Linked DNA regions of Mus musculus: regions 1, 2, 3 and 5 are each linked to region 4. The links are chromatin loops, found by intact Hi-C in ENCODE. Cell type or tissue: heart. All regions are shown on one strand.

Region 1 (5,000 bases), 160 kb after region 4:
GCAAAAACTTTGCATTACTGGGACTATTGATGCTGGTTAGCTGGAGCTAAGAAATTAGCGGTGATTAAGAAGAGACCAGCATCATTGAGGTGACATCTTCTGGGAAGTGTTTTCTGAAGGCACAAAGAGGCTGTGTTCCAGAGATGGCCAAGGTTGTACTCCTGCTGCAGCGGGACTTGGTAATATGTAAGGGTCACCCAGGTGGTACTGGTTTTGAAGGCATGAAGGGGTCACGCAAAGCAGCTGAGGCTTGGCACTGTGTGAGGCCATGGAAGGCCATTGGTGAAGGTGCAGGCACAGTTGCAATTGAAGGCCCAGGACTGAAGGGGTCATGCAGTGTTTTGGAGATGCCATGAGATGACCACCAAGAGCAGCAGCAGCAGTGGGGTACAGGCATCTGGAGCCTAGAGGATGACGCGTGTGCTACAAAGGGCATGGCTGGAGAAGTGACCCAAGCCCTTGGAGGAGCCCAGAAGATCGTGAGTTGGATCCCAGACATTGGACAGTTGGAGATTGATTTTTGCTTTGATTGTGACTGTGCCCTGATATTTTCCCTCTTGAAGGAAGAAACTGTTTTAGTGGAGCCCACAGTTAAGAGACTTTTAATTGTAAAAAGAGTTTGGATTTTAAAAGAGATGGATATTTTAAAGAGATTGAAAATTTAAGAATATGTAAAGACTGTGGGACTTTTAAAGTTGTTTAGATCTTGGGGATGAATAAGAATGTAAGGGTTGAGGCTTACTAGTGATTTGTTTGTGTGTCAAGTTGACAAGGGGTCAATTGTACTGGCTAGTTTTGTGTCAACTTGACACAGCTGTAGTTACCACAGAGAAAGGAGCTTCAGTTGAGGAAATGCCTCCATGAGATAAAACTGTAAGGCATTTTCTCAATTAGTGATCAAGGGGGAAGGGCCCCTTGTGGGTGGGGAACATCTCTGGGCTGGCAGTCTTGGATTCTATAAGAGAGCAGACTGAGCAAGCCAGTAAAGAACATCCCTCCGTGGCCTCTGCGTCAGCTCCTGCTTTCTGACCTGCTTGAGTTCCAGTCCTGCATCCTTTGGTGATCAACAGCAGTATGGAAATGTAAGCCGAATAAACCCTTTCCTCCCCAACTTGCTTCTTGGTCATGATGTTTGTGCAGGAATAGAAACCCTGACTAAGACACCTAGCTTGAAAAGGGCATTTCTAATGTATCATTTTCTTTCTTTCTTTTTAAAGATTTATTTATTTCATGTATATGAGTACACTGCAGCTGTCTTCAGACACACCAGAAGAGGGCATCATCGAATCCCACTGCAGATGGTTGTGAGCCACCATGTGGTTGCTGGGAATTGAACTCAGGATCTCTGGAAGAGCAGTTAGCACTCTTAACTGCTAAGCCATCTCTCCAGCCCCTAATGCATCATTTTCAAAATCTTTTTTTTTTTTTTTTTTTTTTTTTTTTTTGGTTTTTCGAGACAGAGTTTCTCTGTGTAGCCCTGGCTGTCCTGCAACTCACTCTGTAGATTTGGCTGGCCTACAGAAATCTGCCTGCCTCTGCCTCCCAAGTGCTGGGATTAAAGGCGTGTGCCATCCCTATCCACCTCATTTTCAAATTCTTATATTTTAATGCAGACTCATTCTATTTCTGATCCAATAAATTGATTTGCATTACTGCCTGAAGTGTCATGGAAGCGTTGTCTCTGTGGCACAGCCTGGGTCTTTGGTGTGTCCATGGACATAACTGGAGATAGGAAAGTTAAGAATTCCATTTTGCTGCTGACCTGGGGAGCAGGCTGCATCGTCTGAACACACCTATGGACCAATTCCAGTTTTAAGGTCTTTGAACATTTTATGTCACTTAACTATCCCGGCCAGCCAACGAGGTGCGTTCTACCACTACTCCCCATGACAGATGAAGCAATAGAATTTCAGAAAGGCAAATACATTTCTCAAGGTTACATAGCTAACAGTGGGCTGTGTTCACACAGTCAGCCTTGAGTCTGTAGTGACAAGCGTCCTGATGTTCCCTGATGTTCTCTGGATCCCTGTCAGAAGGCATCTGTCTCCATCAATGTCCTCCGGGGCAGCCTTGTCCCTGGGAATTCCAGGCTTACAATTCTGCATCAGGAACAGAGCCGACTTACCTAAGCCTTTCCCTCCAGGAAACACTTCACTTCCTCCAGTGTAATGACCCTCTTCCTTTTCCATACAATTCAATTGGAGACAAAGAGCTGCGATTTGATACCTCCTCCCCTGTGCTGTGGGCGTGAACCTGGGGCTTTCAACATGGTAGTCGGGTTCTGTAACCTGATTTATATCCCAGCTCTTTTTGTTTCTTTCTGAATTTTATCTTTTTATTTTTTAGGTATATCTATTATGTATATGGCATTCTGCCTGCATGTATGCCTGTGGCCCGAGCTGACCTTGTGCTCTGATAGCCCTCCAGGAATACAAGTGAATGCCAGAATGACAGTGCTCCAGCCTTCTAATGCCTTTTTTTTTAAAATAAATTTATGTCTGTGTGTGTGTGTATGTATGTCTGAGTGTACGTATGTCCTTTTTTTTTTTTTTTTTTTTTTTTTTTTTGAGACAGGGTTTCTCTGTATAGCCCTGGCTGTCCTGGAACTCACTTTGTAGACCAGGTTGGCCTCGAACTCAGAAATCTGCCTGCCTCTGCCTCCCACGTGCTGGGATTAAAGGCGTGAGCCACCACTGCCCGGCAGGCACATCCATATTAATGCAGACACAGACACCACAAGAGGGCAGATCCTCTGGATCTGGAGTTACAGCCAGTTGGGAGCTAGCTGCCCCCTGTGGGTGCTGGGTATTGAACTGGGGTCCTCTATGACCAGAAAGTGCTCTTAGTCACTGAGACTGTCTCCAGCTGGTCCACAACGTCTTTAAATGGCATAAATGCACATCCTAGAGTAATGAAAACTCATTTTCTGATATCTTTACCAGGTTAAGAAGAAGAAGAAGCAAGAGAAAGCTCCCAGGAGGACACCCATGGTGGCCCACACCCCAGATCCCAGCCCTCGGAGGACTGAGGCAGGACGGTTTTGACTTTGAGAAAAAGCAAAGTAATCTAGCAAGACCTTGCTTCAAAGTGAAAAACAAAACAAAACAAAACAAAAACAAGCTGAACAAAAGTTTTACTCTAGAGTACTTCTGCAATGTAGAATTATATAAGGTGAATTATGAAGTGCCCTTTCATAACCATGTTCTCTGTGATACGACCGCTCCTCTGCAAAGGCTACAGCTGAATAATGTCTTATATTGTCCTATCCTTTTGTTATGTTTGCCTGGATCCAAATATTTAGCGCGCATGCGTGTCTGACTGACGTGCAATCGCGCGCCTGCGTATGTGTGTATTTGTGCACGTGAGTGTGTAAATTTGTGTGTGTGTGTTGATGACAATTGCCCCATCAATGGCTCTCCACTTCATCTGAGTGAGTCTTCATCGCCGACTATGAAGTCCCGCGTGGGCTGCTAGCTTTTCTTCGGAGTAGCTTTAGTTAGAGATTTAGTTTGTGTCCTTCCTGCCTCTCTCTAGTGCCATGTGCCCTTAAATAGTAGGGCAAGCCTTTATGTAGTTTATACAGAATGAGATTTAAAACCTGTATTTATCTCGAAAAGAACTGAAAAAGGAAGCTAAACAAGTATGGAGGGGTCAGCACAGGCCGTCAAAGGCTGAAGCCTCAGCAGAACACGGAGCCGCAGGTTAAAGTGCTGGAGGTTAGAAGTCTGAGCTTGCACAGCAGACTTCTGAGTCAGAGCTGGAGCAGGAATGCTTCACTGTGCCCAGCCCTTTGGGACTGGGGCTTGCATCAGTCCCCAAAGCTCTCCAGTGCCGCCGTGTGGTCAGATGCAGGAGCTACATGTACTAGAGAGCCGTTCTGAAGCATCCCACCTTCCAGGAATATCTGTTGTTAGAGTTCGGGCAGAATGAAGACAAAGGAAAAAACTGATGTGCCAAGACGAGGAAAACATAGATTATTTAGGAATCTGTTGCTAATTGGAAAGATTTTTGAAAGTTTTTAAAAATCTGTTTCATTAAGAAAACCAAACAATAAATCCAGTCACGTTTCCCAACATTCTCTGGTATACCTCTTCAAAACAATAAAAAGGAAGTTTCCACCAAACAAAACTTCAAAATTCCAAACTCTCCACATGCACTCGTTATGTCTTCTCTGGCAAATGTAAGCTTTGTGCAACTTTTTATGGGCTTAGGGTGTAGCTCTGTTGTTCTAGACTCCAGGAAGCCCTGGGTTCCATGCCCAGCACCAAATACAATGGCTTGGGGGTCGCATGCCGATAAGCTCAGCACTCTGGAGGTGGAGGTTCAGAAATGCAAAGTCATTCTCAGGTATGGAGTGAGTTGGGTGCTAGCCTGGGTAACATGTGATCCTGTTGCAAAAAAAAAAGTTATCAAATAGTAGAGATTAAAATGATATATTAATGGGATTGATGAGATGATGGCTCAGTGGGCAAGAGCACTAACTGCTCTTCCAAAGGTCTTGAGTTCAAATTCCAGCAGCCACATGGTAGCTCACAACCATCTGTAATGAGATCTGACGCCCTTCTGGTGTGTCTGAAGACACCTACAGTGTACTTACATAGGTATCTTAGTCAGGGTTTCTATTCCTGCACAAACATCATGACCAAGAAGCAAGTTGGGGAGGAAAGGGTTTATTCGCCTTACACTTCCATACTGCTGTTGATCACCAAGGAAGTCAGGACTGGAACTCAAGCAGGCCAGAAAGCAGGAGCTGATGCAGAGGCCATGGAGGGATGTTCTTTACTGGCTTGCTTCCCCTGGCTTGTTCAGCCTGCTCTCTCATAGAACCAAGACTACCAGCCCAGAGATGGTCCCACCCACAAGGGGCCTTTCCCCCTTGATCACTAATTGAGGAAATGCCTTACAGTTGTATCTCATGGAGGCATTTCCTTAACTGAAGCTCCTTTCTCTGTGATAACTCCAGCTGTGTCAAGTTGACACACAAAACCAGCCAGTACAAT
Region 2 (5,000 bases), 120 kb before region 4:
GAACGTAAGCATGCGTTTCCCCTCGAGGTTCTTGCAGGCTAAAAATACCCTAGTTACTAGTGCTTACATCGTTGTCCAACACAAAATTAAGCATATAGAAAGTGTGGAAGAGTTTTTGAACCCAGCTGGTAAGATCTCAGCAACGGTTGGATGTTATTTCGGTATTCTCTCATTGCTGTTAAGTCCTGGGAATTTTAGCTTATGGTTTCCTACACACTAGCCGCCAAACTACACCCCTGTCTCCCTTTGATGGTTCCCCTTTAAATTATTTTGTTTTATTTATTATTATATGGCATGCAAGTGTCAGAGCACACAAGAGGAAGTCAGAAGACAACTGTGTGCAGCTGGCTCTCGCTTTCCACCTTTGCTCGTGGGTGCCAGGGATCAAACTCAGGCTGTGTGACAAGCACTTTTACCGGCTGAGCTGGCTTCCCAGACTGTGTTTTTAATTTTAAAGAGAGAGTCTTCCTAATTTTTCTTAACTAATGATCCTCCTGCCTCAGCCTTGTGAGCAGCTAAGATTAAAAGGTGCCTCCCCAGCCTGAGCTCATTCTTTCATTTTGAAATATTTACTGAGCACCTTCTGTGTGACAGCAATTCCGAGTCTACAGCTAGGAGAACAGATAGAAACAAAATATTTGGCTAGTCCTCTTGCTTCCTATTGGGAAAGCCAGACAATTAATGAATCATATTTGGCTGTATCTCACAGATTATCCGATTTAACCCCTATGAGATGGGATCTCTATTCCCATCTTAAAAACATGGAAAGAGGACTGGCAAGGTGGCTCAGTGGGTAAAGGCACTTACTGTCAAGACTAACGGCCTGAGTTCAATCCTCAACTCACGTGGGACAAGGAGAGAACTTCCACATACACAACATAACATGTATACACACACATAACCACATATGTGTGCTTGTGCTCCCGCCCCCCCCCCCCGGACTAAATAAACATAACAATTTAATAATATATACAAAAGGGGGGCTTAAGCAAGTTGAGGCTTGTTCTAGATAGTACAGCTGTTGAATGGTGGAACAGGGTCTCACGTAATTCTTCAGATCCTTTGTCCAGTTAACATGGACCTGCGGAGGAATGACAGACATCCCTCAAAGCAGGCTCAGTGAAGGCACAAGCTGGGCATTGACTCTCGGCCTGGTCCAGGTTAAGCCGTCACAAAGCAAAGAGGTTTTCATGTAGGGAGGAGGCTAGGAAAGACCCAGTAGCGGGCACAAGCCTGAGAGAGGAGATGGCTGATAAGTGAGTTGGTTCTCTTCATTTGGAAAGGCGCTGGCTTTTGATGGAGTGTGCCGAAATCACTGAGTGTAATGATTGCCTGTCTGGGCCATTCTCAGGGTCTCAGCATTTTAAACAAGCAAGAGTTAATGTTTACCTGGAAGGATTAAATACCTAAAGGTGATTTCAGACACCAGAAGTCCGCCAATAGAGACACTCTTTTCTTCCTGAACTTCTCAAAGTCTCACATTCTTTTCATTGGTTGTGCCCTACATGCCTCTAACCAGCCAGTTATGGACTAAGCGGCTTCCTACATCCATCAGCTATGGGAACATAACCAAAGAAAATAAACAGAGGAAGAGCCGGGGGCATTAACCACTCCAGAAGAAATCCCAGGGCCCCCAGATAAATGGAGCAAAGGCAAACGTGGTTATTCAGGCTCAGATGACTTTTTATCAAACTGCTTAACTCCAGCCCGGAAGCAGGAAGCCTGCGCGACTCTTCCAGCCGCGGGGGATTAGATCCCCACATTGCTAAAACCCAAGCTGAATTATCCACAAGAGAAGGACCCCCAGTCCCAGTGATTCGAAATTTGGGGACTGATTTCTGCTCAGGGATCTCGTGTAAAAGGTGCTGTTGATTTTCAGGCTTTTGACACGAGGCCGGAACTCTGGGCCTTCCTTCCCACACTCCCAGTCAAGCTGGCAGCACCGTGGGGTTGGGGTTGGTTTCCTCTGGGAAGCCCCATTGAAGGAGCTTTCGTTTGTTTGCGTTGAGGGCCATCCTGGAAGTGCACTCCTGGCTGCCTGACTAGCCAGGTTGATCACACTAGTTCTGGACCAGCCTTTCCTCCTGACGGGGGCAGAAGCCAGAGCAGTACAGAGGATGCTCTGCTGGAGAGTGGTTTAGACATTCTCACAGACGGGGATTTATAGGGCTCTCTCCCCTTTCTTTACCCTCCCAGCAGTGCTTACAGCTGTATGCTCTAGGGGGCGGTAGAGAGCAAGGATCTGAGGATATCTGGTAAGAGTATTGAATTTATTTTATTTTATTTTTTAAGAGCAAAGTGGTGGGTGTTTTCCTTCCTTTGTGTCTTGGGTTTTTTGGGGTTTTTTTCTTCCATTTTTTAAAAAGATAGGATCTTGCTATGTACCCCAAGTTGGCCTCAAACCCATGATTTTCCTGCCTCAGTCCCTGAGTTCTGGGATTATAGGTATACACCATCACATACCATAAAGTCTGTTTCAACTTGTGGTGTTTTGTTTTGTTTTGTTTTGTTTTGTTTTGTTTTGTTTTGTTTTGTTTGTTTTGTTTTGTTTTTATGAGACAAGGTTTTTCTGTGCCCTGGCTGTCCTGGAACTCTCTCTGTAGACCAGGCTGGCCTCAAACTCACAAAGATCTGCCTGCCTCTGCCTCCCAAGTGCTGGGATTAAAGGCGCACCATCATGCCTGGCTGGAGCTGTGATATTTTTAAACTGAGGAAGTTTCAAGTCTCTAAAATATGAGTCTATCGATGGATCTAGAAGAAGTGTGAAGCAACAAAAAGAGTCTTCAAGAGTGAGCGGCCCAAGAGGGATCAGATTCCATCACTAAGCTGTGATCGCATAGATAGGACAGATTCCTGGAACTGAGACACGCATCTCGGAAGACCGTTGTAAGGATGAGATGTGATAATGAAGCCCCGAGAAGAGTTCCTGGCACATGGCCGAGCCCTTGGTAGATGCTTACGGGTGGCCCCCATGCATCCCTGGCTGCCATCTGCAAAGGACGCAGAAGGAGGCTGGAGCCGCTGATGTGCTGTACGACGAGAAGAAAGTAAGGAGGGTTCTGAGCTCTGATGTAGCGGGATCACGCTGGATCGTACCAGGAGAGCCTTCCAGGCCTTCAGTGCATCTTGAAGGATCTTATTGCTAATGAAGTTGAGCCCTCTGGTTAGAACACCTGAATGTTTGGATGAAAGGCACCATCATTATAATCTGGGCTTCACTTGTTTTACTTGGCTGCTTTTGCCAGTTGCTCATAAAGTGTTAGTCACTACAAGATATGAGTCACTGAGCATTAACTTGCCCATATCCTTCAATACAGTCAAAAATAATCTTTTGTTAAGCCTCTCAGTTTGCATTTTAAAATTATTTTAAATGATGTATTCATTTCTCTTTGGTTTTTGTCACATGTATACATACATATGTTATAGCCTGCTGAGTGCATTTAGTACTGACCACATGGTGTTAAATAACCAATTAGGGCATTTGTCCCAAGGGAAGATTGCGTCACCTCATGGCAGTCATTAATTGCCTGCTGCTTGTCATCCAGAGATGGGGACCCTTGGGATTTCCTTATCCACACTACGTGTCAACTGATGTTGCCATTATTCAAGTCTTTTTTTTTTTTTTTTTTTTTTTTTGGTTTTTTGAGACAGGGTTTCTCTGTATAGCCCTGGCTGTCCTGGAGCTCACTTTGTAGACCAGGCTGGCCTCGAACTCAGAAATCCGCCTGCCTCTGCCTCCCGAGTGCTGGGATTAAAGGCGTTCGCCACCACGCCCGGCTTATTCAAGTCTTGTTTAGGCAGCCGTATTGTTGAGATTTCAAGAGTGCTGCTTTTCTGTCCTACATAAGACACAAACTCTTAGAATCTTCCACCCCTCTTCCTAGATGTTACCTGAGCCTTGGGTGTAGGGGTTGTATAGATGTATGGATTGGGGTTGGGCATGCCATAGTAAGTCCCTCTGTGCAGCCTGGCCAGTTGAGGCTTTCTTTTCCCTTCCCTCCCCTCCCCTCCCCTCTCCCCTCCCCTCTCCCCTCCCCTCCCCTTCCTTCTCCCCTCCCCTCTCCCCTCCCCTCTCCCCTCCCCTCTCCCCTCCCCTCCCCTCCCCTCTCCCCTCCCCTCTCCCCTCCCCTCCCCTCCCCTACCCTCTCCTTTCCTTTCCTTTCTCTTCTGTTCTTCTCTCTTCTGTTCTTTTCTCTACTTTCTTCTTCAAAATAGGATTTCTTTATGTAGCCCTAGCTGTCCTGGAACTCACCTAGTAGACCAGGCTGTCCTCAACTCAGATCCACCTGCTTCTGTCTCTCAAGTACTGGGATTAATGACGTGTGCTACCACTGCCTGGCTTAGTTGTGACTTTCTGTGATGGTCTCTGCAGGTTCTACAACCCATGTGGTAACTACTAACATTTTGCTTGATGTCACCCACTAGACAGTAACCTATCCAAATGATGAATTCATATCTGTCTTCTTACCCGTACATCCTTAGTATCCAGGAAGATGTCTGGCTAAGGCCACAGAGCATCTATATCTGGAAGTCATCAGGGCAGGTCTTAGAATTCAGACTCCTGAAGGGATGATGCCGGGTCCACATTCCTTCCAAGAAACTTGCCTCCTGGGTCATTAAGTGCTCTCTCCCTCAAGGCCAAGTTGCTTCTTGCTTCGCATGCCTCATATCCTCTTCTCAGATTCTCTATTCATGGGAAGCAGAGTCCACCTCCAACTGCTTCCTCTCTTCCGCTCCACCTCCATCTCCCCTGGAAAACTTTAACCGTCAGATGAACCGATAGCGTCGAGACTAGGCTGGGCAGGATGCTGAAGCAAGATGAATGTTATGGACCCCACCTCTGAGGCCTCACACACAGGCCTGGGGAGAGTGAAGAGCCCAGTGTGATCCTGTCTCCTGAGGTTTGACAGTATGCAGGTACATTGGCCATGTAAGGAGTGAGACTGACCAATCAGGTCTGCTCTGTTCACTCTACACCTCCCACTCCACACTCCCAAGAG
Region 3 (5,000 bases), 150 kb after region 4:
CTGCTGTTTTCTACCTCCTTCGAATAAAAACCACATCTTAAACATTGTACTTTACTCCAGTGTTTGAGACAGGGTCTTCCTGTCTTGCTCAGGCTGGTCTTGAACTCGCAAGCTTCGTTGATTGTCTGGTCTCAGATTATAAATTGCTAGGATTAGGCTCTAAGTGAAATTTATTAATTATACCTTATTATGTTTTAATGTATTTATTGGGTGTATGTGTATGCATATGCATGCATCTATGGAGGTGAGAGGATGACCCGTGGAAACCAGTTCTCTCTTTGCGCTATGTATGTCCTGTGGATCAAACGCAGGCATTCAGGCTTGGCAGTAAGTGCCTTTACCTTCTGAGCCATCTTACCAGCGCTTAAACATTTCTTAAAAATGGATTCACTGTCTGTCTGCCTCTGTCTGGGAGCAGCCTCTTACTAATCTTTGTATCCTAGCATCTGGCAAACTCAGGAAGTTACTAGAGTAGGGCTGACTCCTGTAAGCCCAGCAATAGAGAAGCTGAGGCTGTGAGTTGAACCCACCTTGGGCTGCAGAGAAAACCCCTTTCTCATAAAACAAACAAGCCTGATAGAAAAGAATTTGAGCCACATCATATTACAGATATGTCAAAGTGAGTAATTTACATCATTTATAAAATATGGGTCAGCCCTGAGGGTATGCCTACTATGGTAATGGGGTTGATTTCCTTTAATAAATCCTATTTTCTGTGTGATGCATCCCATCTTGGTATGCTTCTCCTTGGTTGAAGGACGTCCGGTGGAAGCTCCCAAGGTACCATTAAAGCCTTGTTTGAAATTCCATCTACTTTCTAGCTTGGCCACACAGCACACAGTACTGATCAAAGTTCAGTGAGGAAAAGAGGCAACTATTTTTCTTGGTTTAGAATCTAACTGAACTTCCACCAAGGGTCTCTGGTTGGGTGGGTCCAGTTTTGTGAATGAATGATTCCTTTGCCAGCAAACGATATTGCTGAACCCGGCCATTAAGAAGCCAGGAGGCATGACCTTGGGGTAGTTATCATCAGTAATCTACAGCAACTGTTAGAAGGTTTCAGTTCCTACTGTTGGGCAAAATTTTAACAAACAGACTTAAGTAAAATATTTCTGAAGTTAAAAACAAAACAAAACAAAACAACAACAGCAACCAACCAACCAAAACCCCACAGTTTTCCTTGGGAATGTTTTTAATATGTGTATACGCACACACACACACACATATATATACACACACACATACATACATATATACATATACATATATATGTATGTGTGTATGTATATATGTATGTATATGGTTGTATATTGAAAAATGTAAGCAATTCTCATGAAATTATTATGAATTCACAATTTAAAAACCAAGAACATTCATAAGTTGATATCACTTTAAGCTTTTGAAAAATGAAGAACTGAAATAATTTGTAAAACCTAAAGGGAGGCCTCCTGTGGTCTGTAAATGCTGACTTCCAGAAGTTAAACAAGTTAGAGGCCAACCTGACCTACTTGTGAAAGAGAGAGAAAGAAAGAAAGAAAGAAAGAAAGAAAGAAAGAAAGGAAGGAAGGAAGGAAGGAAGGAAGGAAGGAAGGAAGGAAGGAAGAAAGAAAGAAAGAAAGAAAGAAAGAAAGAAAGAAAGAAAGAAAGAAAGAAAGAAAGAAAGAAAGAAAGAAAGAAAGAAAGAAAGAAGAGGGGAGGGGAGGGGAGGGGAGGGGAGGGGAGGGGAGGGGAGGGGAGGGGAGGGGAGGGGAGGGGAGGGGAGGGGAGGGGAGGGGAGGAAGCAAGCAACTCAATCACAGCTGTTGGAGCAGGATTTAACTGATCTTGTATTTTCACAGCTGGACGGCTGTGATTCTATTCTTTCTTTCAAACACCCCACCCCATTAGTTACTGTAACTGCAGTGAAGGCAGAACAAGTTTGTCTGACCTCAGTGTGCTCCGAAGCCAGGGAGCCCTTAAAATCCAAAAGACACTCTAAAATGAGAGAAGTAATATTTGTTTCTTCCTCCAAACGGAGACCCCACCCCTCTCCACCCCCAGCTTTAAATTCAAAGGGTTGATGGTAAGTCAGCTGAGGGAGACTCTAGCCCACACCTGTGAACACCACTGCTCCCCTCACTGTCCCATTGTGTTTACTTGTGAGAAGGAATCTCCCAAAAGCAAAAAGCGAAAAGCGTTCACTCCACTTCGAGCTTTTGTTCACAGAGGTATCACACTGAGCGGGAATGTGGGTGGGGTTTGAATTTGTAAAAAGCCTGATTAAATTTATCTAAAATAATCCTATCCTATCTTATTGGGTCCTGAATTCAACCCAGTCCATTCGTAAGCAAGATTCTTAGACAAACCCACTCACTGTTTAAAATCCCTTGTGTTGCAAATTAAACAGAGACCATAAACCAGCCCAGTCCTGGCTTGTGTCATCTCTGATTCAATCTGCTATCAGTTAGATATTGGAGGAGGATTCCTGCTGCTTTGCTGGGTCTGTCAATTTTTAATAAAAGGCCTGAATTGCTCTGAGTGTCTCGGAATCTTCTGTTTCTCTTTTAGTGATAAGCAAAACACGTCTGTTGAATGCCTAGGATTCTAACACTGATAGAGAGACAGCCTTTACCCCAATACTCTTCTGAGATTACGTCATAGTGACAAGGGCCCGAATAGTCTCCAAGGACTGAGGTATGGGTGGGGAGCCCTTAAAAGCAAATTCACTTCAATGTTGAGTTTAACCATTTTTATGATATATTTTTTTTGAGACAGTGTCTACTCTCTAGAGTAGACCAGGCTAGCCTTGAAACTGCAGTGATCCCCCTGCCTCAACCTAAGTTTTGAGATTACAAGTATGTGCCCCTAATATCCAGTATGATAACATACATACATACATACATTTATTTATTTATTTATTTATCTATTTATCTATCTATCTATCTATTTATTTATTTATTTATTTATTTATTTATTTATTTATAATGGGCTGGGGATTTACCTTAGTTGGTAGGACACTTTACAGGCACATGCAAAGCTCTAGGCTTGACCCCCCCCCCCATTACTGAATTTTTAAAAAACTAGCAGTGGTGACACATGCCTGCAGCCTCAGAACTCAGGAGGCAGGGACAGGGGCTCAAGATCACCTTCAACTATATAGAAAATTCAAGACCAGCCTGGGCTACCTCACCTATATTGACCACCCTCATTCCATCCTCTAAAAAATAAAAATAAAAAAAAATAATATAGCGTACCCAAGAAATACAAACGAAGTAAGAGAAGCTGGCAAATGTCTCCCAATGACAATAATAAAAGATGCAATGAAACATCTCAAAGAAAAATGCCATTTTACTCTGTGGCTGTAATTCTCTCCATAGAACTGACCCTCATTTAAGCAGTTTATTCAAATTGTTAGACGGATACTCATAGCTGGCAATCATGGCTCAATAAACCATAAGAGACCAAGCAGAATGCAGGAAGTCTCACACAGTTACTGTAAGGACTGACTTCAGGTCACACTGGACAACACTGAAAACCATAATGCTGGCCTGAGGAGGAACCTCTGCTCTGTTGCCTAGCAGCTAGGTGACTTAGCCGCATCCTTGCTGCCTGCTAGCCTCAGAGCTGATTCCCAGATAAGGACTCAGTCTGAGGATTCCATCTTGTCTTCTCTGTTTCTTCCATGTTTGCAGCACAGATGTCTTCAACAGAGAGGACTTCCTTCCGAAGGTGCCTCCTGAAACAAGGCCTCACATGTCTGCGTCTTTGGCTGCCAAGGACCTCAGGGAACTGTGGCTTTTTATGTTGGAGACGTTTATGTCGAAGAAGCAGACCTCGTAAGACCAGAGATTTCCCAGAAATAGCATAGATGTCCTGTGGTATATACAACATGCAGACCGATTACTTACAAGTAGCTAAAATAAACCTATCTTTGTAGACTAGTGATCTCACGTATTTGTTACAAGGACAACTGACTAACATAGTAACCGTCTCACACCTGTAACATTCTGGCTTTTTGGTCTCATGTAGCTGAGACTGGCCTCAAATTCCTAATCCTCCTGCCTCCACCTCCTGGGTGCTGGAATTACCACCATACCTTGCTTACATCTCTTTAAATAATCTACCAACTTCTGAAGGAAATTTGCTGTGTAGCAAACTGGGAAGATTGCCCTGATGCTTGAGCTCAAGAACCAGCGGGGCACAAATGCTAGTGAGCTCCCCTGTCATGTGACCAGCAGGGCTATTCAAGTCACACAGACCGGGTTGCTGAGTATGTCCACAACGGCCACGATGATGTAATACCTCTCTCGTCACACAGTACCAGCATTCTTGAGCTTTGAAGTACCATTTGCCAAATACACAACCTGTATAGAATGGAGCCACGACAGGAATCTGAGAGGAAGTGAAACCATCCATTAAATCTACAATGGGATCAGCAAACCAATTTTTCAATAAGAGCTCTACTGCTGAACATTGTCTGATAATCCTAGGCAAACCCACCATGACTAACGGTACAGAGACAAGAAGCCAGAACCTAGATCCAGATGTGCCTTAAGCACCACAGCTCCCAGAGACTCGTAGGCTGGTAAGTTTCTATACTTAAAAAATGTGGGATGCGGGCTGGAGAGATGGCTCAGCAGTTAAGGGCACTGACTGTTCTTCCAGAGGTCCTGAGTTTAATTCCCAGCAGCCACATGGTGGCTCACAACCATCTGTAATAGAATCTGATGTTCTCTTCTGGTGTGTCTGAAGACAGCAACAGTGTACTCACATACATAATACATTTTTTTAAAAAAGTGAAATAGAGAGGGAGTTCGTAGAAAAAAAAGCATCACTCCACAAAGGTGAGCGGCAGTCTTGGGGTCCCCGGCATTATATAAATTCCAGGTGAGTGTGGCAGCCCACCTGTAATCCTAGCACTTGAGAAGCAGGGACAGAGTCCCTGGAGCGAGCTGGCTGGCTAGACCGGCTGAATCAGCCAGCTCAGGGTTCAAGTGAGAGATCCTATCTCAGTATGTAAG
Region 4 (5,000 bases):
GACACTGTGTACAAGGTGTCTTTAAATAAGCAAGAGCTAAACAAAACATTAATATGAATGCCTTAATGATGCTTTTAGAGAATGTGACTCTGCATCAGTGGACTCAGCCCTGCAAGCGGTGGCTGCAGCAACCCTTCTGTTACTTACCTAGCTGATCCAAGAGGTTGTTCAGCTGGCTGAGGAGGCTGCTGACAGAGTTTTTGGCCTTTCTGGCATTGAGCTCAGCCTCCTGAGCAGCCTGCGAAGCCTGTAGTGGAAGAGGATAAACAGCATGAATACTTCGGACTTTGTGTTTTCTTCTTCTCTAAATATTTTCCTCCAGTGCACCAGCAGGTCTATTTTCAGATGTGTTTCCCTTGAATCAGAGTCGCTCTCACTGCAGGGTTTTTGGGGGTGGTATCTTCAGGTGGAGGATGTTATTTCTACTGCATAGTACAGTATATGCTTTTTGTTGTTGTTTTGGTTTTTTGGTTTTGTTTTGTTCTTTAAGACAGAGTTACTATGTAACCTAAGCTGGTTTCAAATGCAAGGTCCTCCTGTCTCAACCTTCGGAGTGCTGGGACTGTACTACTGTGCCTGGGTACCCCTAATGATGTATGCAGTCAGAAAACCAATACTATCCCATTTTCTCCCTTCCCCTCACTTGAGAACACTTTGGGGCAAACACATGATAAAATGGATTAAGTAGAAACAGGTTATTTTGTTTTAAGTTCGAGTTGAATGTAGGAATTATTATTCTAGAATGTGGATATTCTCAGGGCCCTCATTATTAGAGATGTTCTATTCTTGGAGAGAATAAAAGCGAGGCTTTTCTGAAAATTCTCTGTCAACTTATAAAAACACCCACACCCACACACGCACACACACACCCACACACATACACACACAACAATGGATATTTTCAAAGCCAACCAAAGGTAAACATACTTGGGAACGTTCCATGAAACCTGAACAAACACACAGAGCGTGAGTCACAGGATGCAGTGGAGGAAAAGGAAACATCCCTGTATCAGAAAGCAGATGCTCTCCCGACAAACCCAAAGCAGGACAGAAAGGAGTGGCTCTGCACTCCCAGTCACTAATTATTTTTCCTAGTTTTGGGGTCAGGACAAAGCAAACATTTGGGGATCAAAACATTGTGGGAATTTTAAAAACAGAAAAAAAAATTTTAAATTCAGTTCCAATTGCAGCTGTTCTCGGAGCCCATACAGGCTTCCTGCGAGTTTCTGGGACTGGGACACACGGCTGGAGCCCATACAGGCTTCCTGCGAGTTTCTGGGACTGGGACACAGAGCTGGGCTGTGTTTAACCTGTGGCCTTTGGTATCTTCCAGAAAGAATCACAACCTGTCTGGTTGAAGAAAATGTTACACTCAGGTAAAACTAGCTGAATGGTGGCCTTTCAAAACTGATAGAGTTACAAAAGAGTACAGAGAAGGATGGCTTGCTGCTCTCAAAAAGATATGGACCAAAAATAACGAAAGAAAAACTTAGTTTTCCCTCTTTGAAGTAAACCCAGATCCCTTTTTGGAACTGGCAAATCTGTATCCTTCGCTGTTTTCAGTGCTTTAAATACAATGCTCCCGTCAGAGTGCACCCACAGGGCTGGCAAGATGGCTGACTGGGAAAGAGGACTCACCACTAGGCTTGACGACCTGAGATCGCATGCTAACATCCACATGGTGGATGGAAAGAACCAACTCCCACTAGTTGTCCCGAGACCTCCACATGTGCCTTATGGCACGCATGCATCAAAAACACATGAAATAAATAAGTAATTTTAAAAATGAAGTACAGAGAAAAAAGAGAAAGACTAACGATTGCTTCATGGTCCTTTTCATTTGAGCCTCGCTTTGCATAAAAAAAAATCACAGAACAATCCAACACAAAGTTTAAAATCTCAGCTCTTTAACTAGGTGTGGTGGTGCACACCTTTAATCCCAGCATTTGGGAAGCTGAGACAGGAGGATTTCTATGAGTTCAAAGCCATCATAGTGCACACAGAGAGCTCCAGGTCAGTCAAAGCTACATAGTAAAACCACCCCGTCTCAAACAAACAAACAAACAAACAAACAAACAAAAACAAACAAATAAATAAGCCTCCAAATGCAGCTGCCTGTACAGCTGTGTACAGAACTGGCATCATTCCCACAGGCCTTGCACTTTGTCCCAAAGTAAACCCAGCTCGAGGCCCTGTGTTGGGGGCTTGGGAAAACTGGGCTTCTTCCTGCCACTGCAAGGGTGTGAGCAAACAGGCTGATATACACTGTCCCTGTGACTGCAACACAGAACAGGACAGGGACAGTCACACTACCACCCCAGGAAGTTCTTCTGAATGCAAAATACAGCACCGAATGAACAGAGCTGACCCTCATTCCCCACTGCCCCGTAGAGTCACAGATTAACTCTTCCACGTGGCGTGAGACGTGCACGTTACCACAGGCTTCCGTGCAGTGCTACAGAGTGCCTCACCAATGTCTTATATAACAAACTGGCTTCTGCCTCTAGTGAGCGAGCAGCTGGGAAAACTGGGAATGAAATGAGCTTTTCATTGCAATCTCCTTTTCTAAGTTATTTTATCCCGTGTAGGAATTATCCATTCAAACTACGTTAAAAAACATCACATACCCACAATTGCATTCTGTTCTGTTCTGTTTTGTTTTAAGTGTTCTGGGACTGCAGCTGTGCTTTGGTATGGGGGCAATTGTGCAACATCAATACCTGGCAAAGGAGTCAAATTCTTTGTCTTCTACGCAAGCTACTGACCCAATTCTTGAGGAAGAAAATGCAATACAAACGGAAACTCACAGGAATTGGGCATCGGGTGGGGGTGGGGTCCTTCCCAGTGAGCACCCCTGACCTCTGCCTCTTACCATCCCTGCCATCATCATGTCCTGGTCGGCATCATCTTGCTTCTTCTTCAGCTCATTCTCTGCCTCCTCCAGCTGCCTCAGCATACCATTCACCTCATTATCCAGATCTGTAACTTCCCCGAAGGTTCTTTCTGCGTCCGCCTTGGTACTGGTGGCATTCTGGGTACAGGAGAAGCAACGGTCGGCAGAGGCAAGCCAAAGCTCCTAGAGCAACCCTCCCTGTTCTAGTGCACATGCGTACTCCCTTTTGTAATCTGTAGAATGGCTCAGGGTGCAGTCCAGAAAGAATGTCACAATGACAGTTACTATCACTGCTCAACTCGTTATTCATTAGGTTCTCATTAAAAGAAAAAAAAAATCACTGTCAAACACAACAGCATTTTATACAGTTTTTTCATTGTGCCCTCTTCTTTACTGTTGAGAATTCCCTGTCCTAGTATAACCATGTTTAGCTGAGGTCACACACAGACAACAAATAAAACTGTAACTGTGAACCCTTTCCACTGCAATGCAGTTACCACACTTGACTGTTCTTGTGAGCTTAGCATCATCTACCAAAGACTACATCCTGAAATATGAGCATCTCATGAGACAGAATCTATTTAAAACTGACCCTTTCAAAGAAATTAAAATGGTCTGTGATTCTCAAAACACTTAATTTTAAAACAAGCTCTAATCTTTCGGTAACATAAAAAAGCCGGCCTGAAGAAATGCCTCTTTTATAGCTCTGGCTGTCCTAGAACTCACTTTGTAGACCAGGCTACCTCTGCCTCCCAAGTGCTGGGATCAAAGGCGTGCGCCACCACACCCGGTGAAGAAATGCCTCTTTAGCGTGAGTGAAGACAGCCTCTGTAGTGCTGGCCACAGCAGCTCTATGGAGGGTCTAGAGAACGTTTATGCAGGGAGAGAGCAGGAACCTTGGTGGGCGGGGACTATGATGTAAAAACCACCCCCTTCACAACTCAATCCAACACCCAGACAGTAGAAAGTCCTCTTCCTGGTTCTCTTTCTTCGGTCATTGTACTTATTCTCATTAGCATTGAAAAGAAAAGAAACAGACAGGGATGGTTCCAGAGAGTTCTGTGTGCGATGTGCAAGCAGGAGCTGGAGAAGATGGAAGTGCTCACCTTCTGCACGGCGCTGGCAATCCTCTCTGCCTCATGGGCCTTGTTCTTGGCCTCCGTGGCGTCAGCGGCAGCATTGCCCAGCGCTAGCTGGGCCTCCCTTGTCTTCTCATTGGCTTCAGCTATGGTCCGGTTGATGGCGGGAATTCTCCTTAGAGCTTCTTCCGCGGCTGTCTTGTTATCGTTCACGCGTCTATCAAAATCTAAAAGGAGTGCAAGAGACAGATTTGAACTAAACGGCAGAGAAGAAAAACCTTCCACAAAACAGCAATTGGATTTTGTTTAATAATAGATAAAAATCAGTGTCTTTCTTGGTTTTGTTTTTAAAATAACAACGGGGGTGAAATCTCAGAAAAGGAAGAAAACAGACAGCCCCGTGCAGGTTTTCCAGGTCTCAAGTCATAGGAATGCACATCTGTTTCTGAGAGGGTCCTATTTGAGAAGCCACTCCAAGCAGAGTCCCAGCATGTTACACTGTAGCCAGTGCCTTAGTGTCAACTGTGTGTCAGGCAGCATGACACTCTTCTTACAAATGAAGAGGCTAACTCGTGGAGCAGGGATGTAAACAGGCCAGCTGACACCAAAGCTCCCACGCCCAGCTAGTGTGCCTGCCAACCCTCCTTGTTTATATTGCCTGTGATTCTTTTTATCACACACGAATCAGCCCCTCAGTGGACTGGGCATGTTTCTTTAAAACAAAGAATTAAGTATCAGAGTCAGAGAAAGTGCCAGATAATTATCATGTATCATTTAAAGTCAGCTAAGCAGGCAGACTATGGTGACATTTTCATCTAATCGGAGGCCACTCTCCCACATGTGGCTTTTGGTCTTCAGTGAAGAGCAAAGGAATGAGAAGACAGAGGCACCCTGATTTTTCTTTCAAATACTTCAGCTTCAGGTTTGTTGAGAGATCCTGCCTCAATAAATAAAAGTGGAGAGCCTGCAAAGAAAATACCTGAAGTCTGATTTCAGGTCTGCACACACATGTGCACATATCCACACAT
Region 5 (5,000 bases), 99 kb before region 4:
TTAGTAGAGACAAGCTGTCTAAGGAACACATGCACCGGTCCTCCTGAGATCCTAACAAACTCTGCCCAGAGAAAACAGTTTGCCATACACTGAGATGGCCTCACTTTCAATTAAGAATAAAGTAGAAATCTTCCTAAGAACATGAGGCCTGCATCTGTGCTCTGAACAGCCTAGTTCAAGACTAAGCTCCATAGTGTAGCCAATGAAGTTCCGAGCTCTATTTGGTTGAGATAATGGATCGTGAGCTGAGAAGGCTGAAGGTTATTAAGGGGCCGAAAGCTGTCTGAGGTCTAACATAGCTCACCCCTGGGATCTAAACTAACTCCAAACAGACTTTCCGTATCACCCCAAGGAAGTATCTTGCTGTTTTATATTAGGAGACCTTTAGAAATAGGCTGAGCCACAGGGTTTACAAAGGCCAGGGTGTCCTTAGCTCTTTGGAGGATGGATTCCAGCTGCTAGGGAAAGATGTATGACTTCATTCTGGCTCGGTGTCTGTTCATTCCATTTATAACAAATGCCATGGCATTTCTACCTGTACACTCTATAAAACCAATGTCAACATGAGAGTACCAGGTCATATTCATTTAGTTCAAGTAGATTTGAGTAGTTCCCAGTGGGTTCACACTCAAGGTCGGGCTGCCTCATGTATCTGAGCCTCAGTGACAGGATTTGCTTCCTCCTGATGTGTGTGTGTGTGTGTGTGTGTGTGTCTGTGTCTGTGTACACATGCCACAGAACATGTACAAAGGCCAGAGGAAAACTTGTGAGAGTCAATTCTAGGATTTGAGCTTATTAGACTGAGCTTATTAGACTGAGAGTACTTAATGAGTTATTACCCTCAAACTCAAGAGACTGCCTAAAGTAGAAGTTATACCACAGTGAAAATACTGACCCGATGCACCCTTCAGGGAAAACTTCAAGAATTAGGGGTTGTGTCCCAGCACAGCAAATGAGTGAGCTTGGGAGTGAAGTAATGTGTACGGGAAGCCACATTCAGGAAGAGAACAGGACAGGAACATGGAGGGAGACACGGATCTCAGGGGAAGCCCCGCCCCACAGTTTACTGTGTGCTGTGCATCCTTGGTTTACCCCCATGTGAAGCACAACAATAAAATTCATCTCCCCGAATGCTAACAAGACTTAAATGGTCATGCCCTGAGAGCTCCTGGCACAGTCCCTGACAGGTAGTAAATGGTTAGCACTTCCCACCACCTTCCCTCTCTCCCTCCCTCCCACTCATGTTCCCTTTAAAGGCCCCATTAATTTCATTACCGTTCTTTAGAATGCTATCCCATGCTGCTAAAATCTTAACTGGGGAGATCTTATCTTTCATCTTTAGAGGACATTTTACTCTCTGGGGCTTCCTGGATCACAAATAGACCCATTAATGTAACAGCACAGAGAATACTGGCCTGTCAGTGATACTCCTCCATGAGGCAGTCAGGCATTGCAATTGTTCTACTGAACCAGTGAGGCATAGCTGGGGTTTCTCCTGGATGCCATGGGAATACGTGACCTAGCTCCTAGTCCCTACCCACTGGAGTCTCCGTTGTTGAGGGCCCCCTATTAACTATTAACTTTAGACTTCAACTTTTTAAACAAGTATTTCTGTGTGCATATACATGCATGTGTGTGTGTTCATGTTCTATATGAGTTCAGGTGCCCATGGAAGCCAGAGAGGGTATCAGATGCCCCTGGAGTGGAGTTACAGATGCCCAGCCTGAGTACTGGGAAAGTAAAGGGGATTCTCTTGAAGAAAGAACACATGTTGCTAGACAATGAGCCAGTTCTGCAGCCCCCAGATTTAGACTTTTAATTAACAGCAGTCTTCTTTGGGTAGTAACTACAGGGAAACCCGATTCCCTGCCATACTGTGCTAGTAAATCTATTCTATCCTAAAATCCATGAATCTCCCCCTCTTTGCACATTTCCTCCAGGTTACTTATCCAGGAGGCTCCTCTTTTCCCAGTTGGTCATAACAGGTATAGGTTTGTTTAGGGAGGAACCTCATCAGATTTAGCAGATGGTCCTTCAGACCAAGGCAGCCCATTGCTCAAGCCTTTCCCTCCCCACTGCTTCTGCTTCATAACTGGCTCCTGTCTGCTTCCAATAGTTCCCACATGGCCTTCTTTGTCTCTAGGCCCCCCAGTCCATAACTTCTCTCTGGTGCAGTGATGTGGTTACTCTCCTCTTTAAGACTGCCCGGGGGCCCCTCAGGCTCAAGACCAGGACCCTCAAGCTGACCAGACTTCTGGGAATTTCCTGGAACACACCCAGTGCTCTGACTCACAGCCCTTCACTCCCAGATACAAGTGCTCAGTGACTCATCTTAGACATGGTAAGACGGAAAATGTAAAGCAACCTGGCCCAAGTGTCTGGGCCCTGAGACAAAGCAGACTTCCAGATGGTCTCAGGGAAAGTTGAGATCCCCTCGCATCCGGACTAAGAATGTCAAGTCCTCTGGGGACAGACCCTGGGCTGGAAAGCTGAGGATGCTCTACAGACCTATGAGGTGTAGGATGCCGTCCAATGTGTTGAGTGTGTCTTGGATGGTAACTCCGGCACTCGTGGCTCTGGCATCAGCTTGCTGGGCTTCAGTAATCACCTGAGGACGAGTGAGTACAAAGGTGTTCTGAGATGTTATTTTTGTCTTGGCAACTAAAGAGAGCGCACATGGAAAGACGCCTGCACTCACCAGCTGCACCGTGTCCTTATCCGTGTCAAACTCCAGCTCCTTTCTGGCCAGCTCCCCCTCCATCTCTCTCATCTCGCTCTTCAGAGTGGCCAGTCCCTTCTCCATGGCCAAGGCCCCATCTGCTGTCACATTAGCTTCCAAGTTCAGACTCCCTATCTCCTGGGAGAATAAAAAGAGCCAGGGACGTGAGGAAAGGGAGGGTGAGGCTCAAAGCATCCCAAGGACAATTGGAGAAAAAAAAACCAAAAAAACATCTGTGCCTGGCTCTGATGGAGCAAGTCAGATGGACAATGAGAGAGTCAGACTTCGGGACACACCCTTCCCCAGGCTGGCCCTCAAGCAAGTTAGTTCAAGGTTAGCTCTCTAGAGACTAGGAGGGTCAGTGCGAAAACACTGGTTCTCTTTCAGTTCGGTGCCTAGAAAATTTCTAACGCAATCAGGAAAGCATTTGAGCAAACCCAGAAGGCAAGAAACACCATTCTCTGACACTCATGGGCTTTATTCCAAAGACTCACCTGGTCTTTGGAACAACTTTACAAGGATTTCCCCAAGACAGTTGTACTTGGAATACAGACCTGGAGTTAACTGTAGTGGTGGGTTTTTGTCTTTGCAGGGAAAAAGTTCATCAATGCCTTTATCAATAAGCTACAATTAAACAGTTGCAGGTATCTTTATGCTTGATGCCATATAAAGGAAGGTTTATGAAACTGCCCTCAAGGGGAATTATTAGAAATTATAGTTTGTAGGTTACCAAGCAGTCTTAAAAGTGAGGTCGAATAGTCTAGATGCCCAAGACCTCTTGACTTCCTGGAGTGGCACCAGCTCCCTAGAAGTCCTTAAGTAAGCAGGAAGGAGGTCACTTTCAGCCGAGAAGCATTCCTTTGCTGGAGCTCTAGGCATAGCAGAGCTGGATCTCAGATCTCTTGAATGCTCGTCAAGCAAGGGACCAGATAGTTCTTATCTCCATCCCTAGCACCAAGCATTCACAGTGCCGGACAGACTAAAATAGGCCCAGCTGAGACAAAGGATATAGAAGGCTGTAGAGCACGGGGATTTCATATCCAGAATCAAAACGCTGATGTCAATTGTTACAAGTTAAATTTACGTCCTAAAACTCATGGTGAAGTCCTAAGGGCTAGGGATGTTTCTCAGAGGGAGAGAGCTTACCAGCACGAACAAAGACATGGTGGATGGAGTCTTTGCTTACACGCTTCTCTCAACTCAGAAGATGGCCTTATTTGAAAACTGACAGTTGCAGATGTAATTAGCTACAGTGAAGTTACACTGGACCCTTAATTCAGTGAGACTGATATCTTCTTATAAGATAAGACTGAGATATGAATATAGTGGCCAGCCTGGGCTACATAGTGAGATCATATCTTGAAGAAGATGAAGGAGAAGGAGAGGAAGATGGGGAGAAGAAGAAGAGAAGGGGAAAGAAGAAGGAGGAAGGAGGATAGAGAAAAGAAGAGATGATAGAGGACTCTGGGGATCACACAAGCAGGGAGTGGACGGATAAAGCTATGCACCAAGGAAGACCAGGATTGCCTGGCCTCCTCTGCAGCTGGCAAGAGGAAAGGAAGAATTCTCCCTGGAGCTGTCAGGAGAAGTGGAGCCCTGGGCGACTAGTTTCTCATCCTAACCTTCCGAACGGTGCAAAAGTCACTTCTATTTTTCTAAGTATTTTCTGATAGCAGCCTTAGAAATCTTCATAGTAAACAACTCTGGGTGTTCTCCACAGTGCTGTTCAAAGGAACATGGAATATGGTGTAATAGCTGCTAGCCAGTGATAGAATCCATCCAGCAGAAGGGTGGGCGTGTAGAGCAGGGCTGCTGTGCCCTCTCCAGGACTCTGAGCCATAGGGGCTGAACTGAGCTGAAACACTCTCTCTCTGGAACAGGGCTGTGTTGGGCACTGCCTGGGGCAGCCCGTATATCCATTTCTCTTTACCTGCTCTATCTCGCTGCTGATCTCCAGGGCCTCCCTAGCTGCGTTCTTTGCCCGTTGGGTGTCGGCAGTGGCGCTCCCCAGGGCCGTTTCTGCTTGCTGGGTCTTGTCACTGGCATCTGCAACCTTCTGGCTAATAGAGGAGAGTCTCTTCATGGCCTCTTCAGCCTCTGCTTTTCTGTCTTCAACCTGCAGATCAAACTCTAGAATGAAGAAAAAAAGAAGAGAAAAGAAAAAAAAAATTGCCACAGAGACAACTGAATGAGAGTGCCTGGTGTTCTGAGGAAAAATTCCTGAAAGGGACCGATTACTAGCTAGGGGTGAGATGCTGCAGCTGGGATTAGCCTTTCTTTC

What was found. Hi-C counts contacts between places; a loop is a spot of excess contacts. Peaks named below come from ENCODE experiments on the same cell type or tissue, not always from the same donor. Only the 100,000 strongest peaks of a DNase experiment are listed, where the experiment ranks them.
Region 1: a loop joins it to region 4, with 2.8 times the contacts of the local background. A loop is called at or near these places in 8 of 42 quality-filtered maps.
Region 2: it touches region 4 in a loop (2.5-fold over the local background); 10 of 42 quality-filtered maps call a loop at or near these places.
Region 3: it touches region 4 in a loop (2.3-fold over the local background); 8 of 42 quality-filtered maps call a loop at or near these places.
Region 5: it touches region 4 in a loop (2.3-fold over the local background); 6 of 42 quality-filtered maps call a loop at or near these places.

What each region holds. Positions count from the first base shown.
Region 1 is chr1:153,383,089-153,388,088 of GRCm38, forward strand. All of the region lies in intron 1 of Gm46246 (a long non-coding RNA gene), which reads right to left. Among named protein-coding and RNA genes, the nearest start is that of Gm46246, 11 kb to the right of the region's middle. In heart, a CTCF peak has its summit at 2,741 (motif pointing right); DNase peaks (open chromatin) are centred at 2,223 and 3,793; H3K27ac peaks cover 490 bases.
Region 2 is chr1:153,099,508-153,104,507 of GRCm38, forward strand. All of the region lies in intron 8 of Nmnat2 (nicotinamide nucleotide adenylyltransferase 2), which reads left to right. Among named protein-coding and RNA genes, the nearest start is that of Lamc2, 84 kb to the right of the region's middle. In heart, a CTCF peak has its summit at 2,220 (motif pointing right); DNase peaks (open chromatin) are centred at 1,654, 2,034, 2,984 and 3,534; H3K4me3 peaks cover 275 bases; H3K27ac peaks cover 2,292 bases.
Region 3 is chr1:153,374,548-153,379,547 of GRCm38, forward strand. It overlaps Gm46246 (a long non-coding RNA gene), which reads right to left. Exons shown (of 2, transcript XR_001779877.1): 2 at 3,310-3,852. Among named protein-coding and RNA genes, the nearest start is that of Gm46246, 20 kb to the right of the region's middle. In heart, no CTCF peak of the experiment used is centred here; no DNase peak of the experiment used is centred here.
Region 4 is chr1:153,223,512-153,228,511 of GRCm38, forward strand. Lamc1 (laminin, gamma 1) reads right to left here. Exons shown (of 28, transcript NM_010683.2): 25 at 4,000-4,199; 26 at 2,873-3,031; 27 at 148-247. Among named protein-coding and RNA genes, the nearest start is that of Lamc2, 40 kb to the left of the region's middle. In heart, no CTCF peak of the experiment used is centred here; DNase peaks (open chromatin) are centred at 1,090 and 2,480; H3K27ac peaks cover 908 bases.
Region 5 is chr1:153,124,308-153,129,307 of GRCm38, forward strand. It overlaps Lamc2 (laminin, gamma 2), which reads right to left. Exons shown (of 24, transcript NM_008485.3): 21 at 4,650-4,849; 22 at 2,699-2,857; 23 at 2,509-2,608. Among named protein-coding and RNA genes, the nearest start is that of Lamc2, 60 kb to the right of the region's middle. In heart, no CTCF peak of the experiment used is centred here; DNase peaks (open chromatin) are centred at 384, 2,394 and 2,884; H3K27ac peaks cover 1,438 bases.